2 separate regions of the Homo sapiens genome follow, and region 2 is linked to region 1. Evidence: chromatin contacts called from ENCODE POLR2A ChIA-PET data. All regions are on one chromosome and are shown on one strand. Each heading gives the region's core, a stretch centred on a gene start or an enhancer-like site at or near the end of the contact. The rest is flanking DNA. Distances are from core to core; before and after follow the strand shown. Region 1 overlaps POLE2 (DNA polymerase epsilon 2, accessory subunit). Region 2 holds the start of ACTR10 (actin related protein 10).

Region 1 (5,118 bases), core at 2,089-4,588:
CTGTTTAAACATGACTTTCAAGTAGTTTTATTTAAAAACACAATATTGGTGATGTTTTGGAGGAAATACACATTCTCACATGTAGTTGGTCAGAATGAAAAATGGCAGAAACCTTTATGGAGGGCAATTTGACAAGATTTATTAATGCCTACACCAACAATTCCACTTTTAGGAATTTATTCTATAGGTATACTTAAGCCTATGCATACAAGTAGGTACATCATGTATAGGTACAGCTGGCTTTTTACTGCAGTGTTTTTTTTTTTTTTTGTGAGACGGAGTTTTGCTCTGTTGCCCAGGCTAGAGTGCAGCGGCACAGTCTCGGCTCACTGCAACCTCCATCTCTTGGGTTCAAGCGATTCTCCTGCCTCAGCCTCCCAAGTAGCTGGGATCACAGGCACATGCCACCACGCCTGGCTGATTTTTTGTATTTTTAGTAGAGATGGAGTTTCACCATGTTGGCCAGGCTGGTCTCAAACTCCTGACCTCAGGTGATCCACCGGTCTTGGCCTCCCAAAGTGGCTGGGATTACAGGCATGAGCCACTGCGCCCAGCCTTTTTACTGCAGTTTTTATACCAAGAAATTTTAAAAATGTATATATATCTAAATATTTGTACTTATTCAGAACTTTCTGATTTACTTAAATTTCTAAGCCTCAAAGAAGTAAATATAATGTATTTACTACTAATGGAAAAAAGGTGTAGAAAGTATGCATAATATCCTATCACTTCTGTATGTTTTTAAAGCATAAGCCCACATATACATGTGCTTATATATGATTAGAATACTTTTTTTTTTTTTGGAGACGGAGTTTTGCTCTTGTTGCCCAGGCTGGAGTGCAATGGCGCAATCTCAGCTCACTGCAACCTCCGCCTTCTGGGTTCAAGAGATTCTCCTGCCTCAACCTCCCGAGTAGCTGGGATTACAGGCATGCGTCACCATACCTGGCTAATTTTTTATTTTTAGTACAGATGGGGTTTCTCCAAGTTGGTCAGGCTGGTCTCGAACTCCTGACCTCAGGTGATCCACCCGCCTCTGCCTCCCAAAGTGCTGGGATTATAGGCGTGAGCCACCGCGCCCGGCTACTTTTTTTAAAAATTAGTCTACCTTTATAAAGGACATATAGTTGTTGGCCGGGCGCGGTGGCTCATGCCTCTAATCCTAGCACTTTTTGGGAGGCTGAGGCGGGTGGATCACCTGAGGTCAGGAGTTCAAGACCAGTCTGTCCAACATGGTGAAACCTCGTCTCTACTAAAAATACAAAAATTAGCCAGGCATGGTGGCAAGTGCCTATAATCTCAGCTACTCAGGAGGCTGAGGCAGGAGAATCACTCGAACCCAGGAGGCAGAGGTTGCGGTGAACCGAGATTACGCCATTGCACTCCAGCCTGGGCAACAGAGTGAGACTCCCTCTCGAAAAAAAAAAAAAAAAAAAAAGACATACATTTGCTTTTTGGGAGCAGAAAAGGGGGCATGAGAATGACTTATTTTTTAGAGTCTCCTTTTGAATTTGAAACAGTATGTATGTATTGACCTGTTTTTAAAAATCAATTAACTATACCTATTTAAAAAAATTAACTACAACTATTAGTAAGTATACAACTTAGGTTTCCAAATATTTAATTTTTTTTTCTATTTTCAGCAAACTTCAAGGCTTTTGAGATTCTTAAAGATCATCTGAAGAAAATTCATCAGTTTTCTGCTTAACTCTATATCTTATGTGATTCTGATATTACAATAAAATTATGGTAAACTTTAGGATGTTCTGCTTAAATTTGTATTTTGTGAAATTTTGATACTAAGTGATAAATATGATGGTATACTTGAGAAAGTTTTCTAGGAAAAATATTTTCTGCATAGTCTTTTAAGAAAAATATATGGGGGCCAGGCGCAGTGGCTCACGCCTGTAATCCTAGTGCTTTGGGAGGCCAAGGCGGGTGGATCACCTGAGGTCAGGAGTTCGAGACCAGCCTAGCCAAGGTAGCAAAACCCTATCTCTGCTAAAAAAAAAAATACAAAAATTAGCTGGGCATGGTGGCGGGCGCCTGTAATCCCAGCTTCTCGGGAGGCTGAGGCAGGGAGAATCACTTGAACCTGGGAGGCGGAGGTTGCGGTGAGCCAAGATTGTGCCATTGTACTCCAGCCTGGGTGACAGAGCGAGACTCTGTCAAAAAAAGAGAAAGAAATAAAAATATGTGGATATGTATATACTTTTTTTTTTTTTTTTTTTGGAGACAGAGTCTAGCTCTGTCACCCAGGCTAGAGTGCAGGGAGAATCGCTTGAACCTGGGAGGCAGAAGTTGCAGTGAGCCGAGATCGCGCCACTGCACTCCAGCCTGGGCGACAGAGAGACTCCATCTCAAAAAAAAAGACAAAAAACCCCCCAAAATACAATAATTAGTCGGGTGTAGTCCCAGCTACTTGGGAGGCTGAGATGAAAGAATCGCTTGAGCCTGGGAGGCAGAGGTTGCAGTGAGCTGAGATCAGGCCACTGCACTCCAGCCTGGGCGACACAGTGAGACTCTTTCAAAAAAAAAAAAAAAATTACGAAGAGCCTGGACTGGAAGACATTGCTTTCAAAGAGAATTAGCTTTTGAGAGAAAAGGTACTAATAAAAAAATATAAAAATGACACAGTGAAAGGGAAATTCCTCAAGGAAATTTAATATGAATGCAGTGATAAGTTAATTTAGCAGCAAAGAGAACATGACAATCTGATATGTGGTTTGGGGATGGAAAATTGGAAGAATGTTAGAAGGGGCCTAATGTTAGAAGAGCAAGGTTTAACTTTAATTTCAAGAATAACCTGGTAAAATCAAAGTTTAAAGATGAAATCAAGACATAAATTTAAACAGTTTGGGCCTAGAAAGTGGCAGTAAAATAGACATGCAAGGCTGCTGGTGCAGTTATGAGACTCACAGAGCTAAATATGAATGATGATGGGCAGAAGTTTATAAATGGAAATTGAAATCAAGGTGTCCTCTCATTCAGTGGATACATAATTGCTTCTATAATTAAAGCAGAGGTATTTTGAGATCTTTTCAAGAACACAGTGAAAGTAGGGTGCATTTAGGGGTTAAACAAGATGAAGTGAAGTGAAACAAGGCAGTGTAAATTGCCAGAAGCAGGCCATCAATATTAGAATAAGGTAAGGCAGGAACTAGAACCAGGTGAGGATCAACATCGTCCAGAGATGGAAAAGAAAGCCAAGGTCTGTAAGATAGGACAGCAGAGGAGCCGGTGTGAAAGAGTGGACTTTGCTTTAGTAAAGAACAGAGACAGTGTGTTCCCAGCTGGGTGTTCCCAACTGGGTGTTTAATCAGCTGAAGCCCGGCTGATCTCACTGCTGCAATCTGTTTACGAGGCACCATTAAGTGAAGGTGCACCTCAAAGCAGGAGCCAGATTGTTAACACACAGAGATAGTGGTAAGATTTCTCTACTATAAAAAAAGCAAACACGTGGTTTCTGTAGGGAAACCACAGAATGCCAGAGACTGGACAGACCGAATGAAGCATTCTTCAGCCAGGGGCAGCCATGCAGGAAACCAGGCCTATGGGGCCATTTTAGAGAAATCTGGATTTTTCGGTACAATATCCTGACTTCGCAAGCACTAATTTAAACTGCAGTTTGCAACCAAGAAGACATGCTTACAGATTGGATTGTGCTCATGAACTGTTTTCCCTGCCTTACAGGCATAGGAATTTGATTTTGTAGTCCATAAGAGATCCTTATTAAGCAAAATCAGGTGAGCCCCAGTCATTCACCACCATCTGTGAAATTTAGTGTCCTCTTGTAATGGTGGTGGTAGCTCATAGCAGGGAAGGTAAACTTAAAATGGGACATTTCATTCTGATCCTATGCACATATATGCGTTTTCTCTGGAGCCAAGGCTCCTACCCACTCTATTCAAGGGCTCCACTTTTATTGTTTTTATTGTGCTTACACTTTGGGCTTCATTTTTAGGCAGGTTTTCTGAATTAAAGGGCTGGGGGGGTTGTGGAAAAGGTTGCAAGACCATTGCTCCAATTCTTTAATACATGTATTAAATGTTTACTATGCTAGGCACTGTGGTAAGTGCTTATTCATTGCGCAATTTAATCCTCATTAGGTTCACTATCACCTTTAGTTATACATGAAGAAAACAGGCATAGGTAGGTTAAATAAGTTGCCCAAAGTCACACAGCTGGTAAGGGTCACAGCAGAGTTGATGCTGGGTTATCTGACTGGAGTCCAGGCGCCTCACCAGCATGGTATTGTCCTGCCTTCGTCTACTTCCTTACTGAACATGCTACTGAAGATATACAAGATCATTTATCTTGAGCAGTGTTTCAGACTGAAGGTCAAACTGATCAGTGGGTTGAAATATTAATGAGTCATGGCAGAATAGAAAATTCCAGTGCATTAAGTTTTGTCTCATGAAGCTGTTTGTTATGTATTAGGATCTGGCATGTGCTATCACAGTATCTCACTTAAGTCAGTAGGTCTCAGCCATCTACTCTGGACCTCTACTTCCCAATAAATAGAACAAATGGCATCTGAAGAGAGCAAATGCAGTATTTGCGCAAGGATAGGATAAGAGAGTTTGCACAAAGGGGTTAATAACTGATAATGGCTCAATACCTAGGCACTTCTCCCTCCAAAAGGCATTCTTTTTTTTTTTTTTTTTTTTTTGAGGCGGAGTTTCACTCTTGTCGCCCAGGCTGGAATGCAATGGTGCAATCATGGCTCACTGCAACCTCAGCTTCCCGGGTTCAAGAGATTCTCCTGCCTCAGCCTCCCAAGTAGCTGGGATTACAGGCGCCTGCCACCACGCCTGGCTAATTTTTGCATTTTTAGTAGAGGTGATGTTTTACCATGTTGGCCAGGCTGGTCTTGAACTCCTGACCTCAGGTGATCCACTCACCTCGGCCTTCCAAAGTGCTGGGATTATAGGTGTGGGCCACTGCGCCTGGCCCATTTTTTTTTAAGGATAGCTTTCCTTAATGGATGAATTTTAGGCAAGAGAACATTTGTTTTGCGCAAGGGGGCTCTTCCACAACTGTACACTGTCTTTTCCCAAAGAGATTCTTCTGGGAAAGAGAACATCATATAGTAAGAAACTTGGCAAAGCAGAGGGC
Region 2 (5,085 bases), core at 2,098-4,597, 8.6 Mb before region 1:
TAGGGATTTTACTGGGGTGATGAAAACATTCTAAAACTGGATTGTGGTGGTACTTGTACAACATGATATACTTATGGTGTGCAAAATTAGACCTTGATAAAGTTGATTTAAAAAGAAAAACTTTTCCTTGGAAATATAGCCACAAAGTATATATTTAGTACTGTTTCTTGTTTCTTTTTTTTTTTTTTTTTTTGAGACGAAGTCTTGCTCTTGCCCCCCAGGCTGGAGTGCGATGGCTTGATTTTGGCTCACTGCAACCTCCGCCTCCCGGGTTCAAGCAATTCTCCTGCCTCGGCCCCCTGAGGAGCTGGGATTAGAGGTGCCTGCCACCACTCCCGGCTAATTTTTGTATTTTTAGTTGAGACAGGGTTTCACCATGTTGTCCAGGCTGGTCTCAAACTCCTGATCTCAGGTGATCCACCCGCCTCAGCCACCCAAAGTGTTGGGATTACAGGCGTGAGCCACCACGGCTGGCCTTTAGTACTGTTTTAATCAATCTTACTTGAAGTCATATTTTAAAACATTTTATAGTATGGCATTTATTTTGCTAATATTTTTTTTTAAATACCTTAGGCATCCCAGCTCTTTTTATCACACTAGGAATTATACATCTTGGACCAGTTTCTCCAGCAAATCCACACCTGCAAATAAATGGAAAATTGAAACAACTTATAGTATTCTTTTAAATATTTGTCACAGAAACTAATTTTCTCTGTATTTGTTTCAAAACAATGGCCACAATAACATTTGAAAATACCTGATGTATTTTAAGGGATCAAAAAAAATCACTCCACAAAACTAATAATACTATTTATTAATGCTTGTGTATTAACAGAAAAAAATTCTATGAAATTCGTGATGCTGAAAAAAACAAATGTATTATTTTAGGGCAGCATTTACTTTTTTTTTTTTGAGATGGAGTCTGGCTCTGTCACCCAGGCTGGAGTGCAGTGGCGCGATCTCGGCTCACTGCAAGCTCCGCCTCCCGGGTTCACGCCATTCTCCTGCCTCAGGCTCCTGAGTAGCTGGGACTACAGGTGCCGGCCACCACGCAGGGCTAATTTTTTTTTTTTTTTTTAGTAGAGACGAGGTTTCACCGTGTTAGCCAGGATAGTCTCGATCTCCTGACCTCGTGACCCGCCCGCGTCGGCCTCCCAAAGTGCTGGTATTACAGGCGTGGGCCACCGCGCCTGGCCAACTTTTTTCCTAGTTGTTAATTTTAGCAGAATTTAGGCAAGACATATCTACAACTCTGAATCTGTACTACATTATGTGACTTCATTCATATAATTCATCTGTATCACTCATAATTCCATCATTCTAATATTGTTAGCTTCCATATTGGTGTATTCACTTTCAGTCTACTTCTTATGATTATGCATATATATTTGACATAGTTTTAATCACACTTCATACATAATTAACTCATACAGTAAGCTTCTGCCCATATTAACATAATCTTCATTGCTATCACTTTTTTTTTTTTTTTTTTTGAGGCAGGGTCTCGCTCTGTCGCCCAGGCTGGAGTGCAGTGGCACAAACTCAGATCACTGCAGCCTCCGCTTCCCAGGCTCAAGCGATCCTCCCCCCTTGGCCTCCCAAAGTGCTAGGATTTCGGGCACGACACTACCGCCGGCTAAATTTTGTATTTTGTGTAGAGCTGGGTTTCCCCATGTTGCCCAGGCTGGTCTTGAACTACTGGGCTCAAGTGGTCAGCCCGCCTCAGCTTTCCAAACTGCTGGAATTACAGTATTATTTTTAAAACCACATATTTCATTATTTTAAAAACGATGCTCTTTTCTTGAGTATTTAGGTATTTCCATTTTTGTTTCATGTTAGTAAAACAAAAATTTGCTAAAAACGTTGCTAAAAATGATCATCATACTAGTTTAGTCTTAACATCCTGTCTTCTTGTCCTGTCTAGTTTTTGATACTGCTCTCCTCGTATTCCCAAATAATTCTCTCCATCTCCTCCTATTCCCGTCTCCATGTTTACTTGCATCAGTGCTCCTCAAACATCTCAGAATGCAAGCCATTAGACTTCAATTCCTTTTTTTTACTTCATACATTTATCTTATCATCCTCCTGCTGTCTTTTTCAAATATAGCTTTTTGCTTATTTCTTCCAAGTACAGCCAAAATAATTATCTTTGACTAGAAGCCTCGAACTGTTTATTACGCTTTCAAAATAATTTTAATAAGAAAATATAAATAAGGAAGGGCCTCGCATAGAACAATAAGAGAATGTCATTAACCAAGGACTATGTTTAATCCAATTCTGGAGTTCCTGGGGTCCAATTTTTAAATAGGCTCTTTTAACCACTTAGTCAATAAATAGTTATTAAATACCTACTACACGTCAGGAAGTGCCTAGAGATATAAAAAGATTTTTCAAATGTTTCATTTTCATAAATACATATATGATGTAATTGCCTGTTACTTCCCTCTCTGTTGAGCCCATCACAAGGACTCTTAATCTAGGGTCCCAGGACCACATTGATTGTCTGCCAATTCCCTGAAACTGTGTATAAGTACCTTAAGATTTGTGCATTTGTGGTTTTCATCCAGCCATTAAAGAGATCTATGCCATCCGAAAGGTTGAGAACCTCCTCTCTATTGTTTACAAGTTGGTTTGTTTAAAACATGTCAAATCTAACCTTCGAGTTTAGGGGAGCCAACAAAGGATTTCCAGAATCTTATCTATAGGGTTTCACCTCTTAATGTGCCCAGTCTCCCTAATTCTTGAGCAGCGATAGCCCTGTCTTAAACATCTTTCCATTTTCAGCACCAAAATAAACTCCGTTCAATATTTTATGATGAAATTCGTCATCGAGCATTTACATTCGGTTGGCTGCCTTCCTCAACTGAGGAGCCCAGGGTAAGCGGGGTCTAGGTCACGGTTGTCATCCCCTACACAGATGATCCCAAAGGGTTTGTTGGGTTTGGGGTGATGACAAGGGGCGGCGACGAGGGCAATTCAACAGAAGCTTTCTGGGCCTCTCTGGGAGTCAGACCCCGATCCTCGGATTCGCATCGCCCAGGGAGGAAATAATAAGAGCTGTTATTTGCAAGGGCGCTGGTTGAAGAAAAGGGGAGGCCCGGAGCTGCCCAGCGAGTCGGCGATGAGGACCCAGGCAGTGCCTGGGGCTCTGCCACCCGCCCTCCCCTCGGGTCGAACACAGCTGGCGTCACGGCCACTCACTTGGTAAAGGCCTCTCCCAGGTCGATCACGACCGCCGTCTTCTCCCCGCCGCTCCCCAGGCCCTCGTAGAGCGGCATGGTAGTAAGGCAGACTGAGAGAAGAGGGTCGCAGTCTCCGCGGCCAACAAGTCTCGGCGCTCGCGGGGCGGGGCCGGGGCTCCGGCGCTCGGGCGTCGGCGACGGCGGGGGCCTCGCGCGGCCGCGGCGCGCCGGGCCCGGGCTGTCCCAGGCTGTGCCTCATTCCGCGTTGGACCCACCCTTGCAGGTGCTGCCGTCGCCAGGACTAGGGGAAAAGAGGCGCTGGCGGGCGCGAATCCGAGTGCGGGGGCGCGGAGGCCGCGGCGATCAGGCGCGCCGGTCGCCCTGAGGGGGCGGAGCCGGCCTCCCTATCCTTCCCTCCCACCACGCCCCAAAGCCGCACCCACGCGCGGCTGTGAAGAGGTTCGGTCTCAGCTCACTGTGAAGAGGTCACTGAGGACCTGGCTGCCAAGGGGCAGCCGAGAGACGACGCAATTCCGAACCTTTGATTCATGCTCTTGGGGGGCAGAAGATGCTGAGACCCTATTCTGTGCTAGGCGTTTTGCCTAATATTTAATCTTCTCAAGAAATAACAAGAATATGTGTTTTCTTATCTGTGGGGACCGACGCTCAGAGAGATTAACTTTCCCAATGTCCCACGGCAGAGCCAGGAACAAACCCACAGACTTCCTAATTGCAAAGCCTATGCTAATGATGCTTTAGAGAATAATACGTACAGACAATACTTTAGTTAGTAGTCTTTCTGAAAGTTTTTATTTTACTCCAGAATTAAGCAGCTAGAGTAGCGTCTGTGAATCTTGAATCTGTCCATAGAGGAGCGGTCGGGATGGTTTAATAGAAGAAACATTGAAGCAAAGGCCCCTATTAGGTTGGTGCAAAAGTAATTGCTGTTTTTGCCACTACTTTTAACATTTACATTACTGTTTACATCTTTGTCACTTCACAGCTTTCTGTGAAAATATTTTTTTCCTGCAAATATTAGCTCTAACTGTATCTATGCATAGGAGTGGAAAAGACTGTCAAAGGAGAGGCTGTGCAATAAGAAAAGAGGTTCAAGGGTAAATCGGTGAGGACTAGCAACATTTAGCTGGTGTACTGGGTTGAATGATGCCCCCCCCCCCAAAATTCTTGTCCACTGGGAACCTCAGAATGTGACCCTATTTGGAAATAGAGTCTTGGCAGATGTAATCAAGTTAAGATGAGGTTATACTGTATTAAGATGTCCCAACTGTCCGAGCGCAGGATCACACCTGTAATCCCAGCACTTTGGGAGGCCGAAGCGGGAGGATCCCTTGAGCCCAAGAAGTCTAAAGCGGCAGTGAGTCGGGATTGTGCCGCTGCACTCCAGCCTGGGCAACAACAAGAGTGAGAGCCTGTCTCTCAAAAAAAAAAAAAAAAAAAAAAAAGGCCCTACTCTAATGGTTGGTAACTAGAGTTAGCGGGGTAGTTGGGGATAAGCTATTTCCATAACAAAAACTAAGGCTGTAACAATGCAGAAATTTGGAATGTGATATTAGTAAAATTCATGTTTAAGTCCAAATTACTGATCAATGATCCTCCTTGAAAGCAAATTCCTGGAGACAGGAGAATGAAGTTGGAGTTGTGACGGGGAAGAAAACTTTAAGAAACGTGGGAAGAGATTAAATTTTTTGCTTAATAGAGTCAGATTATTTGAATAGGACCCCTTACTTGAGTTCAGATTCTGTTTCTGCCACTTTCTGTCAAGTCCCTAATACCTCTGATCGTCCACTTCCTTATCTGTAAACTGTTCTGCTGCTTCACAAGGTATTTGTAAGGATCAATTTGAAATTATGTTTCTGAAACTATTGAAATGATGAAGTTTGTT

Evidence for each region. ChIA-PET counts read pairs that join two places held with the same protein, here RNA polymerase II (POLR2A).
Region 2: POLR2A ChIA-PET joins it to region 1 with 11 read pairs in GM12878. The contact joins the promoter of ACTR10 here to the enhancer-like site in region 1. POLR2A ChIA-PET finds 5 or more read pairs at or near these places in 2 of 52 experiments (GM12878 and activated CD8-positive, alpha-beta memory T cell).

What each region holds. Positions count from the first base shown.
Region 1 is chr14:49,640,196-49,645,313 of GRCh38, reverse strand. It overlaps POLE2 (DNA polymerase epsilon 2, accessory subunit), which reads left to right. Exons shown (of 19, transcript NM_002692.4): 19 at 1,644-1,759. The coding sequence ends at 1,662. Among named protein-coding and RNA genes, the nearest start is that of DNAAF2, 7.5 kb to the right of the region's middle. RefSeq lists a silencer at 4,409-4,703. Within about 2 kb of position 3,338, at least 8 of the 41 ENCODE cell types and tissues checked have a DNase peak (open chromatin) inside an H3K27ac peak, as active enhancers do.
Region 2 is chr14:58,198,411-58,203,495 of GRCh38, reverse strand. It overlaps ACTR10 (actin related protein 10), which reads right to left and starts at 3,347. Exons shown (of 13, transcript NM_018477.3): 1 at 3,202-3,347; 2 at 569-641. The coding sequence starts at 3,278. RefSeq lists enhancers at 2,965-3,154, 3,775-3,904 and a silencer at 3,315-3,704.